Regions from separate parts of the Homo sapiens genome. Here all the other regions are linked to region 2. The links are chromatin loops, found by intact Hi-C in ENCODE. Cell type or tissue: GM12878. All regions are shown on one strand.

The links. A loop is a pair of places that touch in the nucleus more often than their neighbours do. Peaks named below come from ENCODE experiments on the same cell type or tissue, not always from the same donor. Only the 100,000 strongest peaks of a DNase experiment are listed, where the experiment ranks them.
Region 1: it touches region 2 in a loop (16-fold over the local background); 4 of 110 quality-filtered maps call a loop at or near these places.
Region 3: a loop joins it to region 2, with 2.5 times the contacts of the local background. A loop is called at or near these places in 9 of 110 quality-filtered maps.

Annotation. Positions count from the first base shown.
Region 1 is chr19:17,048,750-17,056,749 of GRCh38, forward strand. It overlaps HAUS8 (HAUS augmin like complex subunit 8), which reads right to left. Exons shown (of 11, transcript NM_033417.2): 9 at 7,112-7,253; 10 at 4,076-4,217; 11 at 980-1,427. The coding sequence ends at 1,124. Among named protein-coding and RNA genes, the nearest start is that of HAUS8, 23 kb to the right of the region's middle. RefSeq lists an enhancer at 1,070-1,364. In GM12878, a CTCF peak has its summit at 3,907 (motif pointing left); no DNase peak of the experiment used is centred here.
Region 2 is chr19:16,831,964-16,839,963 of GRCh38, forward strand. All of the region lies in intron 3 of SIN3B (SIN3 transcription regulator family member B), which reads left to right. Among named protein-coding and RNA genes, the nearest start is that of SIN3B, 6.6 kb to the left of the region's middle. RefSeq lists enhancers at 2,298-2,387, 4,687-5,188. In GM12878, a CTCF peak has its summit at 4,294; DNase peaks (open chromatin) are centred at 2,158 and 4,338; H3K27ac peaks cover 2,358 bases.
Region 3 is chr19:16,710,830-16,718,829 of GRCh38, forward strand. No RefSeq gene overlaps it. Among named protein-coding and RNA genes, the nearest start is that of NWD1, 5.0 kb to the right of the region's middle. In GM12878, a CTCF peak has its summit at 4,071 (motif pointing right); DNase peaks (open chromatin) are centred at 4,252 and 7,955; H3K4me3 peaks cover 355 bases; H3K27ac peaks cover 494 bases.

The DNA.
Region 1 (8,000 bases), 220 kb after region 2:
AACTGAAGCAACTGCGTGGGGTCCCTCAATATTAAAGGGCTCCAGACAAGTCTGCTGTATTTGCCCCAGTTTGCAGAAATTTTAAAAGCTGAAGGCAGACACTACAACATGAAACCCAACCTGGACTCACTGGGGACAACCAGGCAGATTCGTCGCACTCCAGCCCAGAAGACAGAGCAAGCCCTGTCTAAAACCAAACAAAGACAAACCAGGCAACAAAACCCACACCTCCAGCAATACGAATTGGAAATGTGACCTGGGGATCAGTAAGTTCCCAAAGCCCACACCGCGTGGGGTGGAAGCTGGAGAGCTGGTTGGAGGAAAATGTTCTGGGCCAAAGTCCCAGTGGAGCACAGATGGGGTTTATGGCAAGAGCCTGAGCATCTCCCAGTGACAACTACCGAGACTGGAACTGAAATATGTCCCCTCCAGTCGAGGTGCGGGATGCCGGGACCCAGTGGTGGACGTCCTGGAGGGCGGGACCCAGGGTTCCCTGGTGGAGGTGTGGAAGGACGAGACCCTGCAGTCTCTCAAGCTGCCAGCGAGATGGGGACCCAGAGACCTCCCGAAGCTGCCAGCAAGGCAGGGACCCAGCAGTTTCTCAAGGCTGCCTGGGACCCAGTTGCCAGATTACGAAGGCATCTCAGGCCCTGGAGCCAGAGCCAGTCGGGTTAAAGTGGAAGCTCCCTACTTCAGCCCCAGAAGCTGGGGCCAGGGGAAGGATGATGTGGATTGTTCTTGTTTTACCCCTTCTGTTGAATGTTTACAGACACAAACTTGAGTTCCAATAAAGAATTGCATTTCCCTAAAAAAGTAAATAAAGTATGTCCACTCGAGGGACAATTCTTAACTTGCTGTCCCAAAACCACCCTTGTGACTGAAGGACATGAAATCATCTTGAAAGTGGGATACTGGGCATGTCGTGGAGGCCCGGAATTTCAGGACCAGTCATCCAGAAGAACTTGAGAAAACACAGGTCTTCCAACTGGCCCCTTCATAGAAAATGGAGGCTTCAATTGCAAAACAGGTTTACTTTTTTATCAAACAAGATTATCACATAAAAAATAGCTACAGTGCTACGGTAGTATATAAAGTGCTCAAGTATCCTGAATGTAACCATGAGTCATGACAAGTCCCTCCCTGAACGAGAGAGAGAGGGCGGGACTTCTGCCTGGCTGCTTGAAGAAAAATCTTCGCTTGGGCTGATGAACGTGGCCTGAGCGGGGGCTGACGAGGCACCCGGGTTGTCGTCCTCAGACAGGGGCGTGTTCTTGGGTGCTCCCCCAGATTCTCTGCAGGCACTGTCTTGATTGAAATACCACCGGCTGGGGGGCGCCATGCCCTGGGTCTCTTCCCAGACTTCCTGGTTTGCCAAGGCTGCCTCTTTGCTTGCCTCTGCGGAGAGTTCCAGCACCTGGGCAAAGCTCCTGTTGAGGATGGGAGAAAGAATAACGGCTTTCACCCTCTGAGGTGAAGCGCATGTGTGTGGTGAACGGAGGGCTGCCACACGGGGAGGCGGATTTTCACATGCCCTACGTGCTCAGTGGGAAAGGGCCAGCAAATAAGATCCGTCTGAAAAGACTCAATCAGGGAAACCCCCCAAGAACAGCACCAGACATGAAAGGAAAGATTCATCCAAGAAATGTTCATGGAGCTCAGTGCTGTGCTGCTGCTGTGGTGGGAGTATCTGTCCCCTCCAAAACTCCCATTAAAAATTAATCCCCTGGCCAGGTAAAGTGGGATTGAAGTGCTGTAATCCCAGAACTTTGGGAGGCCGAGGCAGACAGATGGCTTGAGGCCAGGAGTTCGAGACCAGCCTGGGCAACATGGCAAAACCACGTCTATACAAAAATTTTTTTAAAAATACTGGGCGCTGTGGCTCACACCTGTAATTCCAGCACTTTGGGAGGCTGAGGCGGGCAGATCGCCTGAGGTCAGGAGTTCAAGACCAGCTTGGCCAACATGGTGAAAGCCCATCTCTATTAAAAATACAAAAATTAGCCGGGCGTGGTGGAACGCACCTGTAATCCCAGCTACTGGGGAGGCTGAGGCAGGAGAATCGCTTGAACCCAGGAGACAGGGTCTATAGTGAGCCGAGGATCGCGCCACTGGCACTCCAACCTGGGCGACAAAGTGAGACTCCGTCTCAAAAAAAAAAAAATTAGCTGGGTGCAGTGGTGCACGCCTGTAGTCCCAGCTACTTGGGAGACTGGGGTGGGATGATCGCTTGAGCCTCGGAGGCAGAGGTTGCAGTGAACCGAGATCGCGCCACTGCACTCCAGCCTAAGCAATGAAATGAAATCCTGTCTCAATAATAATAATAATCCCCAATGTGGCAGCAGCGAGAGGTGGGGCCTTTAAGAGGTAACTGGGTTCATGAACATTCTGCCGTTCATGGATGAATGAGTTATCCTGGGAGTGGGACTGTGGCTTTATAACCCTTTGATGTCTCCTGAATTGATCCATGGCCACCCACAGGAGAAAGAAATGCCACAGTGGGTGGCTGGCTGTTTTGCATAAGTCCTTTTCCAATATTTTAAGCAACTCAGGAAAAAGATTTAGCATTGTAAAAAAGAGAAAAGATACTCTACTGGAAGAGGTGGAGAAAAGCGCGTGGTTAGAAATCTCCTGGGGGAGGTTAAAAAAAAAAGCGGGGGGAGATCTTGATGGGTTTTGGGGGTCTGGACGCACAAGGATATGTGCTCTGTGCAAGCCACTGCACAGTCCTTTAAGATCTGGGCCATTTCTATCAATCAGAAGTTCAAAAAACATCCTCCTGGGACCTTACCCTGGAAGGCATTGAAAACACCAACAGGGCTGATGTGAGGGCGCCTGTGCTGCTGGGTTACTCTGAGGATGTGAATGATAGGTGACACCCTTTCTCTTCCAGCTGCTTGAGAACTTCCATAGATTTTTTTTTTTTTTTTTTTTTTCCTGAGACAGGGTCTCACTCTACTGCTCAGGTTGTAATGCAGTGGCACGACCACAGCTCATTACAGCCTTGACCTCCCCAGGCTCAGATGATTCTCCCACCTCTGCTTCCTGAGTAGCTGAGACCACAGGCATGCACCAGTGTGCCTGGCTAATTTTTGTGTTTTTTAAATAGAGAGGCCCGGCATGGTGGCTCACGCTTGTAATCCCAGCACTTTGGGGGGCTGAGGTGGGCAGATCACTTGAGGTCAGGAGTTCAAGACCAGCCTGACCAACAAGGTGAAACACTGTCTCTACTAAAAATACAAAATTAGCCGGGCGTGGTGGTGTGCACCTGTAATCCCAGTTAGTTCGGAGGCTGAGGCAGGAGAATTGCTTGAACCCAGGAGGTGGAGGTTGCAGTGAGCCAAAATCATGACATTGCACTTAAGCCTGAGCAACTCTGTCTCAAAATAAATAAATAAATAAATAGAAACAAGGTCTCACCATGTTGCCCAGGCTGGTCTTGAACTCTTGGCCTAAAGTGATTCTCCCACCTCGGCCTCCCAAAGTGCTGGGATGACAGGCGTGAGCCACTGCGCCTGGCCCTTCCATGGATTTTTCTGAGCTCTTTTGTTCTCTCTTCCCCCTGCTCTGCTTGAGTCTTATACTCTGTGAATCTAGGACACGTCTTATAGCATATTTGATCCTCACTTCACCTAGAGTCCCCATTAGCTCAAAAATGACTGAGAAGTAGGCTAGAAAAGGGAAATTAGCTGGGCATGGTGGCGCACACCTGCAGTCCCAGCTACTGAAGAGGCTGAGGTGGGATCACTTGAGCCCAGCAATTTGAGGTTGCAGTGAGCTGAGATCTGCCACTGCACTCCAGCCTGGGCGACAGAGTGAGAACCTGTCTCAAAAAAAAAAGAAAGGGAAGGCAAGGCGGGTGCTTTTGGATGGAGATTTTGTTATCCACAATACAGATGACAATGACACCTGCTGGCCATTCTTGTATCATGCAGCGTCTGGGAAAAGAGCAGCTCGCTCAGGGGACTGAACCTCCTCTGAACTCCTAGAGGAACTCGGCACCACCCCAACAGTGCAGCCACCAACAGCCCTGAGCAAACAGGGTGCCACCTCTTTCTTAAAGCATTTTCCGAGGTACCTTCGGAGCTCAAGGTCCTTTTTCGCCGTCACGTCCTTGAGTTCGCTCAGTAAGTCCAGCACCTGCACATTTTCTTCCGAATCACCAACATCAAGTTCTCCCAGGAGGCGCTGAGTGGTCACCAGTTCATGCTGCAGGGCGTCTGGAGGGGAAGAGGGATGGTGGGCGATGGATGGCAAGGTGCCCCACGCAAGGCACACACAAGTGGAGCGGCCGACAGACTTCTGTCATGATGCTCGGCTATCGCGCTGGAACCGTGGAGAGCGCACAGGGAAGAAGCAGAAGCCAAGGAAGACATTCGTCCCTTATCCATCCCGTGCTCTGAGATTGTGGGACAGGCACATCCATCTATCCAGGAGGGCATTGGACCAGAACTGAAATGTCACTCTGGTGTCCTCAACAGAAACCAATGCAAATGTGAAAAGGGCTGTGCTGTGCCAGGGAGAATGCCTGAGGCCTCCAAGCCAGACCATGAGCAACTGAAAAACAGTCCTTGTTGCCTGCACCACTGAGCAGAAGGATGCCTGCAACTGCGGGACCTGTGTCACCTGCACTAGGACAACACGCCTCTCTACCCTGACATACATCACATCAAGGCCAGTCGTACATGAGAGTCACATTTTGGGAGCCTTTTAAGTGCCGTATCAGCCAGCCTCTTCTCCCTCCGGCTGTGGACCGAATTATGCCCTCCCCAATACGTACGTTTCACTCCAATCCTCCACTCCTAGTGAACATGACCTTAACCAGAAACAGGGTTTTGTGGATGGGGGGGAGTTAAGATGGGTGGGGCCTAATCCAGTGACTTGTGTCCTCATCGGATGCGGGAAATTTCTTTTTTTCTTTTTTTTTTTTTTTTGAGACAGAGTCTTGCTCTGTCACCCAGGCTGGAGTGCAGTGGCACAATATTGGCTCACTGCAACGTCCACTTTCCGGGTTCAAGCGATTCTCCTGCCTCAGGATCCTGAGTAGCTGGGATTACCGGCACCTGCCACCACACCTGGCTATTTTTTTTGTATTTTTAGTAGAGACAGGGTTTCACCGTCTTGGCCAGGATGGTATTGAACTACTGACCTCGTGATCCACCCGCCTCAGCCTCCCAAAGTGCTGGCATAACAAACATGAGCCACCGTGCTGAGCCTGATGCAGGAAATTTCAATAACGAGACAGCCAGGGAGGAGGCCACGTGAGGACGGGCAGAGAATGGAGGGACACGGCCATGAGCCAAGGAACGCCAAGGGCCACCAGCAGCCACCAGCAGGTGGGGGAGACACAGGATGAGCTCACCTGACAGCCCCTGGAGGGAGCCAATCCCATCAACGCCTTGATTTCAGACTTCTGGCTGAAATCAAGACTCCCAGAACTGGGAGGGAATATCTTTCTGTTGTTGCAAACCACCCATTCTGTGGCCGCTTGGTATGGCAGCCCCGGAAAACTCAACACGATCCCTAGGCCGTTCCCAGGAACTACCTAAGGAACTGAGCAGAGACTGAGTGTTTTCTAAGAGTTACAGATGTGGAGGTGACCGCAGTCATAAAATCAGAAACCCGGCCGGGCAGGGGGCTCACACCTATTCAGGAACCCAGTGCTTTGGGAGGCCAAGGTAGGAGATCACTTGAGCCCAGCAGTTCTAGATCAGCCTGGGCAACATAGCCACACCTCGTCTCTACAAAAAAAAATATAATAATTAGCCAGGTGCGCCAGGAGCAGTGGCTCATGCCTGTAATCCCAGCACTTTGGGAGGGCAAGGCGGGCAGATCACCTGAGGTCGGGAGTTTAAGACCAGCCTGACCAACATGGAGAAACCCTGTCTCTACTAAAAATACAACATTAGCCGGGCATAGTGGTGCATGCCTGTAATCCTAGCTACTCGGGAGGCTGAGGCAGGAGAATCGCTTGAACCCAGGAGGTGGAGGTTGCAGAGAGCCAGGATTGCACCATTGCACTCCAGCCTGGGCAACAAGAGTGAAACTCCGTTTCAAAAATAAATTAGCCAGGTGCAGTGGTGGATGCCTGAAGCACTAGGGAGGCTACTACTCAGGAAGCTGAGGTGGGAGGATCTGAGTAGAGCCTGAGAAGTTGAAGGCTGCAGTGAGCTATAATTGCACTACTGTACTCCAGGCTGGGTGACTACGCTAGAAGATTCCACCTCCGCAGAAAAAAAAGAACAATGGCAGGGCATGGTGACTCATGTCTATAATCCCAGCACTTTGGGAGGCCAAGGTGGGAGGACTGCTTGAACTCAAGAGTTCAAGTCCAGCCTTGGCAACATAGCGAAACCCCGTCTCTACAGAAAAAAAAAAAAAAAAAAAAAAAAAAAAAATATATATATATATATATATATATATATATATATATATATATATATATAAGCCAGGTGTGGTGGTGCCCACGTGTACTCCTAGCTACTCAGGAGGCTGAGGTGGGAGGATCACTTAAACCCAGGAAGCAGAGGTTGCAGTGAGCTGAGATTGTGCCACTGCACTCCAGCCTGGGCGACACAGCAAGATGCTGTCTCAAAAAAAAAAAAAAAAAAAAAAAGAACCAAACTCCAGGGTAGCCAAAAACTTGCTCTGTGGGAAGATACCTGTTCTGAAGAGAATTTAAGGTGCAACGCGGCAGTTTTTCACACTTGCCAAAGTCTTCAAGTTAGGGATTAGGTGGGAACCCTATGCCTGAAAGGGACCTCACTGCTCTGCTGAGGGGGAAAGCCGGGGTGGGGCTGGTGGTCTTGTCACCCCCCAACCACTACGGCATATTTGTTGGGAGCAGGACTCAGGAGACTACAGGTCGTCCCCGCAAAATGCCTTTCGGCAGGACAGATCACTGTGAATCCCACTGCCCAAGGTTCAAATCCCAGTGTGGTTACTTACTCAGGGCGAGACCCTTGGAGGAACCACAGCCTGGCCAGCCCTCCCCATCCTCTGCCTTAGTTGGGGAAGAGGGCACTTGCGGTGATGACATCAGGCCCACAGGAAGCACCCACACACGCTCCTCGCCCCGCCTGCTGCACACGCACTGGGACGCCCCGTTTCCTACCTAAGAGCTGCTGCCCATCTCCCTCCAGGTGGATGGACCTCACGGGCAGCTCGTGCCTGGTAGTGTCCAGGGCCGTGGCGAATGTCCTGTATTGCTCCTTGAAGCGTGTGGCCACTGCCTCGAAGGGGCTGAGCATCTCGATCTGTAAGCAGAAGGGATAATCAGGGGAGACCCTGGAGTCCCCTCTCTGGAAACTTAACAGAAGCTTAACGGCTTGTGCAGGGTTAAGATACAGCGCTGTTCTTCACCACCCCCCAGGGAATCAGAGCTCAGGAAGTTTCCGAGGGTGTGGTGAGCTCTTCCCAAGAGAGCCAAGTGGATGGCAAGGCGGCCCAGGCCCCTTACTGAGAACATGTGTCTGCCAGCGGTTCTAGGCTTGGGCCCTCAGCTGAGCCCACCTGCTTTAGAGTACTGCGCCTAAACGCCTGCCTTCCACAAGGCCATCCCCGGCATGGCCCACTCCCACCCCAAACATGCTGTCTGGGTCTTCATGGGGGTTTGAAATGATATACGATTGACCCTTGAGCAACACGGGAGTTTGGGGCATCAACCCCTGTGCAGTCAAAAATCTGTATCTAACTTTTGACTTCCCCCAAATTTACTGATAGCTACTGCTGACTGAAACCTTACTGATAGTAAACATTCAATAAACATGTAAATAGATTAGCATCTATATACACACACACATACACACACACACAGACACACATACAGACACACACACACACACATACACATATATATTTTTTAGATGGAATCTTGCTCTGTCTCCCAGGCTGGAGTGCAGCGGCGCAGTCTCGGCTCACTGCAACCTCTGCCTCCCGGGTTCCAGCAATTCTTGCGCCTCAGTCTCCCAAGTAGCTGGGTTACAGGCACGCATCACCATGCC
Region 2 (8,000 bases):
TTTCCCAGCGAGCATACCAGGCAGGCTTGCCCTTGTATTTAAGCATGTCCTCGTCTGCCTCTGATCACTCTCAGTACCACCTACAAAATAAAGTGGTCGAGATGGTGTGTGAGTAGCCACGTTTATGTTGGCTGTGTTTCATTTAATTGTTGATAGGATCATTAGCTCAGCTGGGACTCCTGGCTTTGCTTTGGTCCCTTTTTTCTTGGGTGATAGGTGCTGGCCCTCTTTTTTTTTTTTTTTTTTTTTTTGGAGACGGAGTCTGGCTCTGTCACCCAGGCTGGAGTGCAGTGGCGCAATCTCAGCTCAGTGCAACCTCCGCCTCCCAGGTTCAAGCAATTCTCCTGCCTCAGCCTCCCGAGTAGCTGGGATTACAGGTGTGCACCACCATGCTTAGCTAATTTTTGTATTTTTAGTAGAGATGGGGTTTCTTCATGTTGGCCAGGCTGTTCTTGAGCTCCTGACCTCAAGTGATCTGCCTGCTTCAGCTTCCCAAAGTGCTAGGATTACAGGCGTGAGCCACCGTGCCCAGCCTCCTTTTTTTTTTTTTTTTTTAAGACAGGTTCTCACTCTGTTGCCCAGGCTGGAGTGCAGTGGTGCCATCATATCTCACTGCAGCCTCAACCTCCTGGGCTCAAGTGATCCTCCCGTCTCAGCCTCCTAAGTAGCTAGGACTACAGGCGTGCACCACCACGGCCAGCTAATTTATTTATTTTTTTTGTAGCGACAGGGTCTCACTATGTTGCCCAGGGTTGGTCTCGATCTCCTGGCCTCAAGCGATGTGCCCACCTTGGCCTCCCACAGTGCTGGGATTACAGGAGTGAGCCACTGTGCCTGGCTCACTGCCCCTTCTATCTCTGCAGTCTCTTCATGCTTGAGCTTACTAGCGCCTCTGAGAAAAAGAAAGCCTACTTAAGATTTCCTTTTATAAGATGACCATTGTCATTTTTTCCACCTCAACACTATTTCCCATTTAAGGCATAATTCTTTGCTGTTGGGGGCTTCCCAGTGCATTGTGGGGTGTTTAGCAGGATCTGTAGCGTGTACCTACCAGACCTTCACTCAGTTCTGACAGCCAGAAATGTCTCCAGACATTGCCAGGTGTCTCCCTGGGGGGCAAAAGTGCCCCTGTTGAGAACCACCGGTGTAAGTGGACCAGCTCTCCCAACCTCCTCCAGTCCTTGCCTCGAGAGTTTTAGCAGGGAGTGTCAGAATCTACTGCTGGAAGCACTTGGTAGGTCTTCTTTGATGGAAGAGATGATAGAGCGTCCAATCAATTAGGGATCTGACACTCCGCAGTCAGTTGGAAAGAGAACAGCGAAGGGTAATGTGGCAGTGCTTTTGTATTAATTCCATGTGCAAGGTGTGTGTCAATTCTGCTGCTTCTCGGCCAGGCGCAGTGGCTCACGCCTGTAATCCCAGCACTTTGGGGGGCCGAGATGGGTAGATTACAAGGTCAGGAGTTCAAGACCAGCCTGGCCATCATGGTGAAACCCTGTCTCTACTAAAAGTACAAAAATCAGCCAGGCGCAGTGGAGCATGCCTGTAATCCCAGCTACTTGGGAGGCTGAGGCATGAGAATTGCTTGAACCTGGGAGGCGGAGGTTGCAGTGAGCAGAGATTGTGCCACTGCACTGTAGCCTGGGTGACAGAGCAAGACTCCGTCTCAAAAAAAAAAAAAATTCTGCTGCTTCTCTGTGCAAGACCCTCTCTGCCATCAGCCTGTTGTCTCCTGAAAGCCAAGGAGCGAGTCTCAGGGTTTTTTTTTTGCCTTTTTTGAGAAGGAGTCTCGCTCTGTCACCCAGGCTGGAGTTCAGTGGCGCAATCTCGGCTCCCTGCAACCTCCACCTCCTGGGTTCAAGAGATTCTCCTGCCTCAGCGTGCTGAGTAGCTGGGATTACAGGCACGCTTCATCATGCCCGGCTAATTTTTTTGTATTTTTAGTGGAGATGGGGGTTTCGCCATGTTGGTCAGGCTGGTCTCGAACTCCTGACCCCGTGATTCGCCCACCTCTGCCTCCCAAAGTGCTGGGATTACAGGTGTGAGCCACCGCACCCAGCTGAATCTCAGCTTTAAAGGGGAACTTGGAAGCGTGTGGCCACTGAACTCTGAAGAGCCTTCCATTTCCTGTTTGCAAATGAAGCCCCAGGATCCAGATGTACTGCTTGTGTCTTAGACCATGAAAGCCTTAGCAAGACTGATCTCCAGAACAGTCACGACTGCGGGAGAAAGCCAAGCTCATTTGCAATAGCAGCGTCCACCAGAGCACTTTGCAGAGCCTGAATGCTGTGGAAACTCTGGGTCTCGTTCCTGTCACTCACTCAGAAAGAGCCAGAGTGAAAAGATGTGAACTGTGCGTCCTGCATGTGGAAATTGCCTTTCAGCAGAGTCCCTGCCCGTGGAGTAACTCGGCTTTCAGGGCTAGATCTTGACAGGCGCCACACTGGTTGTATTTGGAGTTGGCTCTTCCTTTAAGTAGCTGCGGGTCCCCAACCGTGGAGGGCTGGCAGTCTTGTCTCCCCGTAGGTGGCTTAGGTGACAATGATGACGGTGCAGACCCATCGACTTGGGGAAAGGCTTGAAAAGAACTTTCACTTAGTAGCTACTCAGCAGGGCCTTGGTCATCGTGCTGCAGCCTGGGAACAGTCATTTCCAGGCTTAGGTGTAGAAGTTTGTTCTCTTCGGGGGCCCCTGGGAGCCCACTGGCTTCCAGTTGATATTGACACAGGTGCTGTCAGGTTTCCAGCCCTGTTTCCCAGCAGTCTGGGCTGTTGTTTGTGTGGCTTCAGGACAGAAACATGAGAGATATCCCAGGTCCAGGCCATGACTCGCGTGGCTTCAGGAGTCCTTTGAGCTTTCGGCTCCCTGGAGTCCTTTGAGAGGCCATCGTCTGAAAGCCTCACAGGGTTTCCCACACACAGAGGCCCTGGTGATATTCTTTCTTTCTTTCTTTTCTTTCTTTTTTTTTTTTTTTGTGACAGAGTTTCAGAGTTTCGCTCTTTACCCACGCTGGAGTGCAATGACACAATCTCGACTCACCGCATCCTCTGCCTCCCCAGTTCAAGCGATTCTCCTCCCTCAGCCTCCTGAGTAACTGGGATTACAGGCATGCACCAGCGCGCCCGACTAATTTTGTATTTTTAGTAGAGACGGGGTTTCTCCATATTGGTCAGGCTGGTCTTGAACTCCCGACCTCACGTGATCTGCCTGCCTCGGCCTCCCAAAGTACTGGGATTACAGGCATGAGCCACTGCACCTGGCCATCTTTTTTTTTTTTTTTTTTGAGACAGAGTCTCGCTGTGTTGCCCAGGCTGGAGTGCAATGGCACGATCTTGGCTCGCTGCATCCTCTGCCTCCCGGGTTCAAGTGATTCTCCTGCCTCAGCCTCCTGAGTAGCTGGGATTACAGGTGCCTGCCACCACTATCAGCTAATTTTTGTATTTTTAGTAGAGATGGGATTTCACCATGTTGGTCAGGCTGGTTTCGAAATCCCCTGACCTCATGATCTGCCCACCTCGGCCTCCCAAAGTTCTTTTTTTTTTTTTTTTTACTTTAATTGAATTATTTTTTAATTTTGAGACACCATTTCACTGTCACCCAGGCTAGAGTACAATGGCGTGATCTCAGCTCACTGCAGCCTCCGCCTCTGAGGTTCAAGTCATTCTCCTGCCTCAGCCTCCCAAGTAGCTGCTATTACAGGCATGTGCCACCACACCCAGCTAATTTTTGTATTTTTAGTAGAGACAGGTTTTCACCATGTTGGCCAGGCTGGTCTCGAACCCCTGACCTCAAGTGATCCCCCACCTCAGCCTCCCAAAGTGTTGAGATTACAGGCGTTAGCCACTGTGCCTGGCCTTTTTTACATTTTTAAAACAGAGACAGGGTTTCACCATGTTGTCCAGGCTGGACTCAAGTGATCCTCCTGCCTTGGCCTCCCAAAGTTTTGGGATTACAGGTGTGACCCACCACGCCTGGCCAGTATTCTCTGTTGCTTAGTTTTTCTAGTTTGACTGTTTTGAAGTATCTTTTTCCCCCCCCAATTTTATCACAAAGCCTGCCAGCTACTGACAAGTAGGGAGTGGCCCATAGGTGGTAAGGAAGGTGAATAAGAGAGTCCCAGCCTCGGGCAGCCTTTGGCGCAGGGTGTCTTCAGCTTTGGGGGCCAGACTGTTCTTTATGGCGAGGTGCCGTCCTGCACACTGAAGGGTATTTGAGCAGCCTCCCTGGCCTCCACCCACCAGATGCTTCTAGATGTGATAACCTAAAGTGTCTCCCGTGTTGCCGAGTGTCCCCTGGGTGGCAGAGTTGCTCAGGTTGAGAACACGAGTCTAAAGGGGAAGACAGACACAGGCCGTGGTGTGTGGCCAGTGACGACCTGGGGAATTTGGAGGAAGGAACAGCTTCTTACTGGAGCCTTGCCTTGGCCTCCTGAGTCAGCATCATTTACTGTCTGGTAATTCAGGCCTTGGTTGTAATGTCAGCTCCACAGAGAGCCCCCTAGTCCCTACCCTGTGTCATTCTTACACCACCCTGGGTTATGTATTTCAAAACGGCTAGGAAAAGAAGTTCAGAATGCATTGTTTCTTATTGGTTTTCCTTCCTTGGTTGACGGTGAGTCCTTAAGATGAGGTGGGCCCTGCACTGTCTTGTTCATGACTGTATCCACCTTCTGGAACGTCGCCAGGGAGCAGTGCATGGTGCAGGAATGAGAAACTGGATGCTGGTGGGAACATGGCCGCTCTCAGCTAGCGGGTCCTCTTCAGGGCAGACCCTGCCTCGTGGAAGATGACAGCTGGCTTGGACAGAGACAGAGATAACCCCTTAACGTGCAGCTCCTAACTTAAGCAGCCCCTCGACATTCAAAGGGAGCCCCCTGGCTGTTCTCTGGGGGAAGTCCCGCTAGTTGTCAACAAGTCGATTCTTGTGTTTGTATCTTCTTGGCTCATGGAGCAGGCGGTGACCCCTTCTCCGAGCCAGGCCCTGGGGTTTATTCAGAGGCCCTGCTTTCAGGGTTCCTGCACAGTCAAGGTGGGGGGTCCGATGAGAAACAGATGGGCAGATGCGGGTGGCGCATGGGAGAGGGCAGAGAGAGGATGGAGCAGGCCAGGGAAGGGTGGGAGGAGGTTGCTGTGGGCAGGACCTGTTTCATGAGGGACTGTTCCTGGTGGGGAGTGATGGCCTGAGGTGAGAGTGAGTGGGTGTGCTTGAGGAACAGCCAAGGAGAACGGCAGGGTCAGGAGCTGAAGGAGAGAAGGGGGAGAGGGAGCCAGGAGCGTGAGAACCACTGGATGGTTCTGGGAGGCGGTTCTGCTGCTGTGCTGAGAATGAGGGGTCAGGAGGCCCCTGGGAGACCAGGGAGGGGCCCCAAGTGATGGAGGCGGGGTAGACAGTGATGGAAACAGAGTGGATGGTGACAAGGACCAGAGAGGGTCCCAAGTGATGGGAACAGAGAGGATGGTGACAAGGACCAGAGACAATTCCCAAGTGATGAGGACAGAATGGATGGTAACAAGGAGTAGGGAAGGCCTCCCGAGTGATGGGGACAGAGGTGGACAGCAATGGCGACAGAGTGGATGGTGACAAGGACCAGAGACAGTCCCCAAGTGATGGGGACTGAGTAGACAGTGATGAGGACAGAGTGGATGGTAACAAGGACTGGAGAGGGATCCCCCGAGTGATGGGGACGGAGTGGACAGTGATAAGGACCAGAGAAGTGCCCTGAGTGATGGGGACAGAGTGACTGGTGACAAGGACCAGAGGGGGTTCCCATGTGATGGGGGCAGAGTGGATGATGATGTAGATCAGGAGCGGGGGTGTCAGTGAGAGTGAGAAGTCTGGGCTGATCTCAGGATGCCTGATTCTCTGGGTAAAAGTGTGGGCCCCTGCTGAGGTGCATAAGGCCAGGGCAGTTGGGGGGCTGCTATGTGTCTGTGCGGTGCCTGCCATTTGAGGCTCTGTTAATCAGTACCCAGGCGGGGCTGTGTGTGGATGCTCAGATGGACGTGTCGGCCACGCAGGATGGTTGTCATGGTGTGGGAGGCAGTTCGAACTCTGCCTGATGAGGCCACCCAGGGCACGGGGAGAGAGGAGGTGCCGGAAGAAAAAGAAAACTGGGCTTGTGCTGGGTGGTTTAGAGCAGCACAGTCGGCAAATGGTAGCTTGGAGACCAAAGCCAGCCTGGCTCGGTGTGATTGGTTGTGATTTTTACATTTTCAAAGGATTAAATTTTTAAAAATGTTTCATATTGTGATACTGTTCACATAACATAAAATCATCATCATTTTAAAGTGTTAGTATATTCACAATACTGTACAACCATCACCACTAATTCCAGAACATTAACATCACCCCAGGATCAAACCCTGAACCTCCTAATTCTCCTCTCCCCAAGCCCCTGGCAACCATGAGTCTGCTTCCTGTCTTTATGGATTTGCCCGTATGGACATTTCATATCAGTGGGGTCATACACCGTGTGGCTGTTGGTGTCTGGCTTCTCACTCAGCATCGTGTTTTCCGGGGTCATTCACATCGGAGCCGGTATCAGTGCTTCCTTCCTTAAGACTGAATCATTCTCCACTGTATGGCAGGACCACATTTCGCATGCCCACTCTTCTGTTGATGGATGTTTGGCCTGTTTCCACCTTTTGGCTGTTGTGCATAGTGCTGCAACGAACATTCATGTGTGAGGATGTGTTGGAACACGTGTTTTCTTTTTCTTTTTTTTTCGAGACAGAGTCTCGCTCTGTCGCCCAGGCTGGAGTGCAGTGGCGGGGTCTCAGCTCACTAAAACTTCTGCTTCTCAGGTTCAAGCAATTCTCCTGCTTCAGCCTTCCAAGTAGCCGGGATTACAAGTTCCCACCACCACGCCTGGCTAATTTTTTTGCATTTTTAGTAGAGATAGGGTTTCACCATGTTGGCCAGGCTAGTCTTGAACTCCTGACCTCGTGATCCGCCATCCTTGGCCTCCCAAAGTGCTGGGATTACAGGTTCCAGCCACCGCGCCTGGCTTTTTTTTTTTTTTTTTTTTGAGATGGGGTTTTGCTTTTGTTTCCCAGGCTGGAGTGCGGTGGTGCATTGTCGGCTCACCACAACCCCCTGGGTTCAAGCAATTCTTCCTCCTCAGCCTCCCAAGTAGCTGGGTCTATAGGTGCACACCACCACACCTGGCTAATTTTTGTATTTTTAGTGGAGACGGGGTTTTGCAATGTTGGCCAGGCTCGTCTCAAACTCCTGACTTCAAGGGATCTGTCCACCTCAACCTCCCAAAGTGCTAGAATTACAGGTGTGAGCCACTGCGCCTGGCCTGAGCCACTGTCCCTGGCCTGAGCACCTTTTTTCAGTTCTCTTGGTTATAGACCTGGGAGTGGGATTACCAGGTCATATGGTAGCAATAATTCCATGGTCAACCTGTTGAGGTAACTGCCACACTGTCCCTCGTGGTGGCTGTACCGTCCCATCTGGCTCTTTTTGCCAAGCCCTGGTCTAGAGCGTGGTTCCCCATTTTGTCGCAGTGGCACACTTTAGGGGATCAGAGGGTGCATGCGGAGCTTGGAAATGCCTCCTTGGAATGGTGGGGGGCTCGCAGTGAGCCTACAGCTGCCTCTGAAACAGACCTTGGCTCCATGCTGCTTCCCTACATACCCACACCCTGCTCGTTCCGACCCCTTCTGCCATCAAACCTGTGCACCATGGAGAAACAGACGCAGCCCCCTGTGAGCCTGAGCAGAGAATCATTCCGGACATCCCCAGAGAATCTTACAACAAACCCCGCCACTGACTGGGCGCAGTGGTTTACGCCTGTAATCTCAGCACTTTGGGAGGCCAAGGTGGGCAGATCACTTGAGGTCAAGCGAGACCAGCCTGGCCAATATGGTGAAACCCCATCTCTACTAAAAATAGAAAAATTAGCCAGCGTGGTCGCACGGCACCTGTGATCCCAGCTACTCAGGAGAATCACTTGAACCCGGGAGGCAAAGGTTGCAGTGAGCCGGGATCATACC
Region 3 (8,000 bases), 120 kb before region 2:
TTATCATGACATGACACCTAACTTCCCCAGAGCAAGCAATCCAAGAAAGCAAAGAAGACCTAGTACCATTTCTGATCTGGTCTGAGTCAAACACCATCACATTGCTTTATTCAAGTCACTAAGTCCAGCCCAGAGTCAAGGAGAAGCCAATTAGGTGTTATTCTCTTTTCTTTCTTTCTTTCTTTCTTTCTTTTTTCTTTCTTTCCTTCTTTCTTCCTTTCTTTTTCTTTCTTTCTTTCTTTTTTCTTTCTTTCTTTCCTTCTTTCTTTCTTTCTTTTTCTTTCTTTCTCTCTCTCTTTCTTTCTCTATTTTTCTTTTTCCTTCCTTCCTTCTCTTTCTCCCTTTCCCTCCCCTCCCCTCCCTTCCCCTCCCCTTCTCTTCCCTTCCTTTCCTTTTTTTGAGACAGAGTCTTGTTCTGTTGCCCAGGCTGGAGTGCAGTGGCGTGATCTTGGCTCACTGCAACCTCTGCCTCCAGGTTTCAAGTGATTCTCCTGCCTCAGCCTCCCAAGTATCTGTGATTACAGGCAAATCTTGGCTCACTGCAACCTCTGCCTCACAGATTCAAGCAATTCCCCTGTCTCAGCCTCCTGAGTAGCTGGGACTACAGGTGTGCACCACCACGCCCAGCTAAGTTTTGTATTTTTAGTAGAGACAGGGTTTCACCATGTTGGCCAGGATGGTCTCAATCTCTCGACCTCGTGATCCGCCTACCTTGGCCTACCAAAGTGCTGGGATTACAGGCGTGAGCCACTGCACCCGGCTAGTTTTTTGTATTTTTAGTAGAGACAGGGTTTCATCATGTTGGCCAGGCTGGTCTCGAACTCCTGACCTCAGGTGATCTGCCTGCTGCAGCCTCTCAAAGTGCTGGGATTACAGACGTGAGCCACCGCGCCCAGCTGATACTTAGTTTCTTACATGGTTGAATCTCAGAGTATTTGGCTGACTTGAGGCCTCTTAGCTTGGGCATCATTGGCTGCTAGAAAATCCAAGGACCGGAATTAGAGGTTCCGTGCATCCTGTAAGAGTGTAGGCAAAATTGTGTGCACGTGTTATTTGGTAGGAGGAGGTCCAAAGCTTTTATTGAGGGTCTCATGTAGTCTGTGATCCCAAGAAGAATATGGCTCACTGTGCAAAAGTGAGACCTCCTGTTGTATTTGTTCCCAATGTTTTCTTTCTTTCTTTTTTCTTTTCTTTTTTTTTTTTTTGAGACAGAGTCTTGCACTGTCGCCCAGGCAGGTGTGCAGTGGCACGATCTCGGCTCGCTGCAACCTCCACCTCCCAGGTTCAAGCAATTCTCCTGTCTCAGCCTCCTGAGTAGCTAGGATTATAGGCGCCCGCCACTGCGCCCAGCTAATTTTTTGTATTTTTAGTAGAGACGGGGTTTCACTATGTTGGCCAGGCTGGTCTTGAACTCCTGACCTCATGATCCACTCGCCTCAGCCTCCCAAAGTGCTGGGATTACAAGCGTGAGCCACCACACCCGGCCTGTACCTGATATTTTCTGATGACAATCTTCTTCCACTGGAGCATTGGATCTTCAATACTGAGGCACATCTTCTCCCTATACAACATACAGATAAAAAGGAAGTTGAAATCAGAGAGAAATAAAAAGACATTTTATATTTTATTCCGCTTCATTTTCATTTCCTTTTTTTTTTTTTTTTTTTAAGCTGGAGTCTCGGTCTGTCACCCAGGCTGGAGTGCAGTGGTGTGATCTCGACTCACTGAAACCTCTGCCTCCCAGGCTCAAGCGATTCTCGTGCCTCAGCCTCCTGAGTAGCTGAGATTACAGGTGCATGCCAATACACCCGGCTAATTTTTGTAGTTTTAGTAGAGACAGGGTTTCACCGTGTTGGTCAGGCTGTTCTCGAACTCCTGACCTCAGGTGATCCACCCACCTCTGCCTCCCAAAGTGCTGGGATTTCAGGCATGAGCCACCGCGCCCAGCCCTGCTCCATTCCCTTCACTGCATACCTTAATAATTCCTTTTCGGTAATCAGGCACATTTTGAACTTTTATGAATAGATCTGTGATTATTCTAAGTTCTTAAATTGTTCTGCAGTCTTTTATGTTTATTATCATAGGCATAGATGGACCTATATTCCTTACCATGTCCTTTATTATTCAACCAGTGTATCCTCTGGTTTTTTGCCTATGTTATTAAGTAACCTATTATCTCTGGAGTTCATGAAGTTATAATATCATTTTTATTAAACTGAATAGAATGGTATAGCAATGACCTCTTAATTACAATTTGATTTGACTGCAAAACTTTTTCCTCCTCTATAAGGAGATGATGTCTGCTTTAAGCTGTAATGTTTTGCCATGTTGCAAAAAGCCACAATAATAAATTAAGTATAAAAAAATACCTGTCTTAGGGCTGAGTGTAGTGGCTCGTGCCTATCCTGGCTACTTGAGAGGCTGAGGTAGGAGGATCACTTGAGCCAAGAAGTTCGAGGCTGCAGTGAACTGTAATTGTGCCATTAAACTGCAGCCTGGTGATGGAGGGAGACCTGGTCTCTAAATAAGTAAATTAACAAATAGACCAGACTGAGTGGCTCATGCCCGTAATCCCAGAACTTTGGGAAGCTGAGGTGGGAGGATCCCTTCAGGCCAGGAGTTCCAGACCAGCGTGGACAACATAGTGAGATCCCACCTCCTCAAAAAATTTAAAAATTAGTCAGGTGTGGTGGTGTGCACCTGTAGTGCCAGCTAGTATGGAGGCTGAGGCAGGAGGATCACTTGACCCCAGGAAGCAGTGAGCTGTGTTCACGCTGCTGCAGTCAAGCATGGGTGACAGAAGGAGAGCCTGTGTCAAAAAAATTAAAATAAATAAATAAATCTTGATATTTTATTCATTGTGTAGTTTCTGCATTAATTTTAATTTTTTTTTCTTTGAGACGCAGTCTCGCTCTGTCGCCCAGGCTGGAGTCCAGTGACATGATCTTGGCTCACTGCAAGCTCTGCCTTCCAGGTTCACGTCATTCTCCTGCCTCAGCCTCCTGAGTAGCTGGAACTACAGGTGCCTGCCACCACACCTGGCTAATTTTTTTTTTTTTTTGTATTTTTAGTACAGATGGGGTTTCGCCTTGTTAGCCAGGATGGTCTCAATCTGCTGGCCTCATGATCTCCCCGCCTTGGCCTCCCAAAGTGCTGGGATTACAGGCGTGAGCCACCGTGCCCGGCCCAGTAATTTTAATTTTTTAAAATAATCACTAGGTGCAGTGGCTCACGCCTGTAGTCCCAGCACTTTGGGAGGCCGGGGTAGGAAGATCGCTTAAGGCCAGGAGTTCAAGACCAGCCTGGACAACATATCGAGATCCCCATCTCTACGAAAAAAAAAAATAAAAATAAAAAAAATAAAAAAATTAGCCAGGCAGGTGGCGTGCACCTGCAGTCCTAACTACTCTGGAGGCTGAGGTGGGAAGGTTGCTTGAGCCCAAGAGTTCAAGGTTGCAGTGAACAAGGCTATGCTACTGCACTCCAGCCTGGGTGACAGAGTGAGACCCTGTCTCTAAAAATAGTAATAATTTAAAAAAATGTATTTAAGGCCGAGTGTGGTGGATCATGCCTGTAATCCCAGCACTTTGGGAGGCTGAGGCGGGTGGATCACTTCAAGTCAGGAGTTCGAGACCAGCCTGAGCAACATGGTGAAACCCCGTCTCTACTATAAAAAAAAACAAAAAACAAACAAACAACAACAAAAAAAAACAAAATTAGCCAGGTGTGGTGGCGGGTGCCCATAATACCAGCTACTCGGGAAGCTGACGCAGGAGCATCGCTTGAACCCGGGAGGCGGAGTTTGCAGTGAGCCCAGATTGCGCCATTGCACTCCAGCCTGGGCAACAAGAGCCAAACTCCGTCTCAAAAAAAAAAAAAAAAGTATTTAAATATTATGTATTATTTGGACACAATAAAAAAATTGGAAAAAATATTCTTTATCTTTGTTGCTTTTTTCTCTTTTTACCGCTCTCCCCCAATGTTGCTCCCTGTCCAGCGCCTCTCCGCAGCCTCTCCTCTGACTCTGCCCTGGGTTCAAGCTGCTTCTGGTCATTCGCGTGATGGCCTCGAGGGGGCGCTGCTTCCCCACTCATGCTCAGCCAGGACTCCTTAGTCAGTTTAATTGGGTTTGTTAACATCTTCCAGCTTAGATTCCTCTTCTGCAAAGTGGGTATTATAATGTTAGCCACGCAGGGATGACGAAGGAAGTGCAGTTGACCCTTGAACAACACGAGTTTGAACTGTACGGATGTACTCAGGCGTGGATTTTTTTCCACCCCTGCCACCCCTGAGACAGCAAGACCAAGCCCTCCTTCTGTTCTTCCTCCTTCTCCTTCTCCTTAGCCTGCTCAAGGTGAAGACGACAAGGATGAACACTTTTGTGATGATCCACTTCCACTTCATCCATAGTAAATATGTTTTCTCTTCCTTTGAAGTTTGGACGGGCACAGTGGCTCACTCCTGTAATCCCAGCACTTTAGAGGCCAAGACGGGTGGATCACCTGAGGCCAGGAGTTCAAGACCAGCCTAGCCAACATGGCAAAACCCTGCCTCTACTAAAAATACAAAAATTAGCCAGGCGTGGTGGTGGGCGCCTGTAATCCCAGCTACTCAGAGGCTGAGGCAGGAGAATCGCTTGAACCCAGGAGGCAGAGGTTGCAGTGAGTTGAGGTCATGCCACTGCACTCCAGCCTGGGCAACAGAGTGAGACTCCATCTCAAATAATGAAACAAACAAACAAAAAACAAAACAAAAACAAAACACCAGAATTTTTTTAGTGACATTTGCTTTTCTCTAGCTTACTTATTGCAAGAATACAGTATATAATACATAGAATGTAGAAAATCAGTGTTCATCGACCATTTATGTCATCAATAAGGCTTTTGGTCAATAGTAGGTGTTACATGCAGTCAAAAGTTACATGCAGATTTTTGACTGTAGGGGTGAGCTTGGCACTCCTAACCCCTGTGTTGGTTCTAAGGTTGACTACACAGAAATCCCCTAGCCCTGGGCTCGTGGTTACTCAATGCATAAGGATAATCACGATTTTTTTTTTTTTTTTTAAAACAGGGTCTTGCTCTGTCACCCAGGCTGGAGTGCAGTGGTGCAGTCATAGCTCACTGCAGCCTCAACCTCTTGGGCTCAAGTGATCCTCCCACCTCAGCCTGCCCAGTAGCTGGGACTACAGGCATGCACCACCAAGTCTGGTGAATTTTTATTTTTTGTAGATATGGGATCTCACTATATTGTCCAGGCTGGTCTCGAACTCCTGGGCTCAAGCAATCCACCTGCCTCAGCCTCCCAAAATGCTGGGATTACAGGCGTCAGCCAACATTCCCAGCCACTATTTTTTTTTTTTTTTGAGACAGTCTTGCTCTGTCCCCCAGGCTGGAGTGCAGTGGTGTGATCTCAGCTCACTGCAACTTCCGCCTCCTGGGTTCGAGCAATTCTCCTGCTTCTGCCTCCCAAGTAGCTGGGATTACAGGCATGCACCACCACGCCTGGCTAATTTTTTTTTTTTTTTGTATTTTTAGTAGAGATGGGATTTCACCATGTTGGCCAGGCTGGTCTCAAACTCTGGGCCTCAAGTGATCATCCCGCCTGGGCCTCCCAAAGTGCTGGGAGTGTGCCCGGCCCCAGCCACTATTTTTTAAGAGTACAAAATTGAAGCATATTCTGATAGGGAATTTAAAACACTCACTAAAGTAGGCAGAATAGTATAATGAACCGCAGCCCACCCTAACCACCATCACCCCCTACTCAACCTCGCCAACCCCGCCCCCATCCCATTTGCCTTCCTGTCAGGTATTATTTTGAAGCAAATCTCAGCTATCTTATCATTCCATAAATATTTTGTTATATGTCTCTAAAACATACACACTCTTTTTTTTTTTTTTTTGAGACAGGGTCTCACTCTGTTGCCCAAGCTGGAGCACAGTGGCGTGATCACGACTCATTGCAGCCTCAACTTCCCAGGTTCAAGTGATCCTTCCACCTCAGAGTAGCAGGGACCACTGGCACATGCACCATGTCTAGTTAATTTTTTAATTTTTTGTAAAAATGGAGTCTCAATATGTTGGCCAGTCTGGTCTTGAACTCCTGAGCTTAAGTGATCCTCCTGCCTTGGCCTCCCAAACTGCTGGGATAACAGGCATGAGGCACTGCACCTGGCCCAGACTCTTTAAAAGCCTAACCAGTCTGGGCATGGTGGCTCATGCCTGTAATCCCAGCACTTTGGGAGGCCGAGGCGGGTGCATCACCTGAGGTCAGGAGTTCCAGACCAGCCTGGACAACATGGTGAAACCCCGTCTCTACTAAAAATACAAAATATTAGCCAGGTGTGGTGGCAGGTGCCTCTAATCCCAGCTACTCGGGAGGGTGAGACAGGAGAATTGCTTGAACGTGGGAGGCGGAGGTTGCAGTAAGCCAAGATCATGCCATTGCACTCCAGCCTGGATGACAAGAGCAAAACTGTCTCGAAAACAAAAACAAAAATAAAAACAAAAACCTCACCGCAATACCATTGTCACACTGCAAAAACTTTGCCAATAATTTTTTAATATCTGTAGATTCCAGTTTAGCCAATAACTGTGGAGTTTTGGAATCATATCCGAATTTGGCTGTTAGCTCACTTCCTTGCCAAGGAAACTTGGGAAATTGTTTAACTTCTTTGAAGCCTATTTTCTTTCTTCTTCTTTTTTTTTTTAAACGCAGTCTCACTTTGTCACCCAGGCTGGAGTGCAATGGCGTGATCTCGGCTCACTGCAACCTCCGCCTTCCGGGTTCATGCGATTCTCCTGCCTCAGCCTCTCGAGTAGCTGGGATTACAGGTGCTCACCACCACGCCCAGCTAATTTTTGTATTTTTAGTAGAGACAGGGTTTCATCACGTTGGTCTGGAAGCCTGTTTTCATCATCAATGAACTGGGATAGTAAATTGAAGCCCCCAGATTGCTTGGAGTATTGGAGACAGTATGTTTCCTAAAATTTCAGCCCCTAAAACTTCTTTTCTTTTCTTTTTCTTTTTTTGTTTTAAAGAGACAGGGTTTTGCTCTGTTGCCCAGGCTAGAGTGCAGTGAGGCAATCATATCTCACTGCAGCCTTGACTTTCTGGGCTCAAGTAATCCTCCCACCTCAACCTCCCGAGTAGTTGGGACTACAGGCACACACCACCACGCCCAGCTAATTTTTTGTTATTGTTGTTGTTGTAGAGATGAGGGTCTCACTATGTTGCCCAGGCTGGTCTTGAACTCCTGGCCTTGAGTGATCCTCCCACCTTGGCTTCCCCAGTAGCTGGGACTACAGGAGCATGCCACTGTGCCTGGCAGCACCTGAAACTTCTTTTTTTTTTTTTTTTGTGAGATGGAGTGTAGTGTGGCTCTGTCGTCCAGGCTGGAGTGCAATGGCGTAATCTCTGCTCACTGCAACCTCTGCCTCCCAGGTTTAAGTGATCCTCCTGCCTCAGCCTCCCAAGTAGCTGGGATTACAGGCACCTGCCACCATGCCTGGCTAATTTTTGTTTTTAGTAGAGATGGGGTCTCACCATATTGGCCAAGCTGGTCTCAAATTCCTGACCTCAGGTGATTTGCCCACCTCGGCCTCCCAAAGTGCTGGGATTACAGGCATGAGCCACCGCGCCTGACCAAGTATCTGAAACTTCTATCCCTGAAAATATAGTAACACTATTATTATTACTTTTTCTTTGAGATGGAGGCTTGCTCTGTCGCCCAGGCTGGAGTGCAGTGGCGCAATCTCGGCTCACTGCAAGCTCCACCTCCCAGGTTCATGCCATTCTCCTGCCTCAGCTTCCTGAGTAGCTGGGACTACAGGTGCAAACCACCACGCCCAGCTAATTTTTTGTTTTTTGTTTTTTGTTTTTTATGTAGAGACAGGGTTTCACCATGTTAGCCAGGATGGTCTTGATCTCCTGACCTCGTGATCTGCCTGCCTTGGCCTCCCAAAGTGCTGGGATTACTGGCGTGAGCCACCATGCCTGGGTGA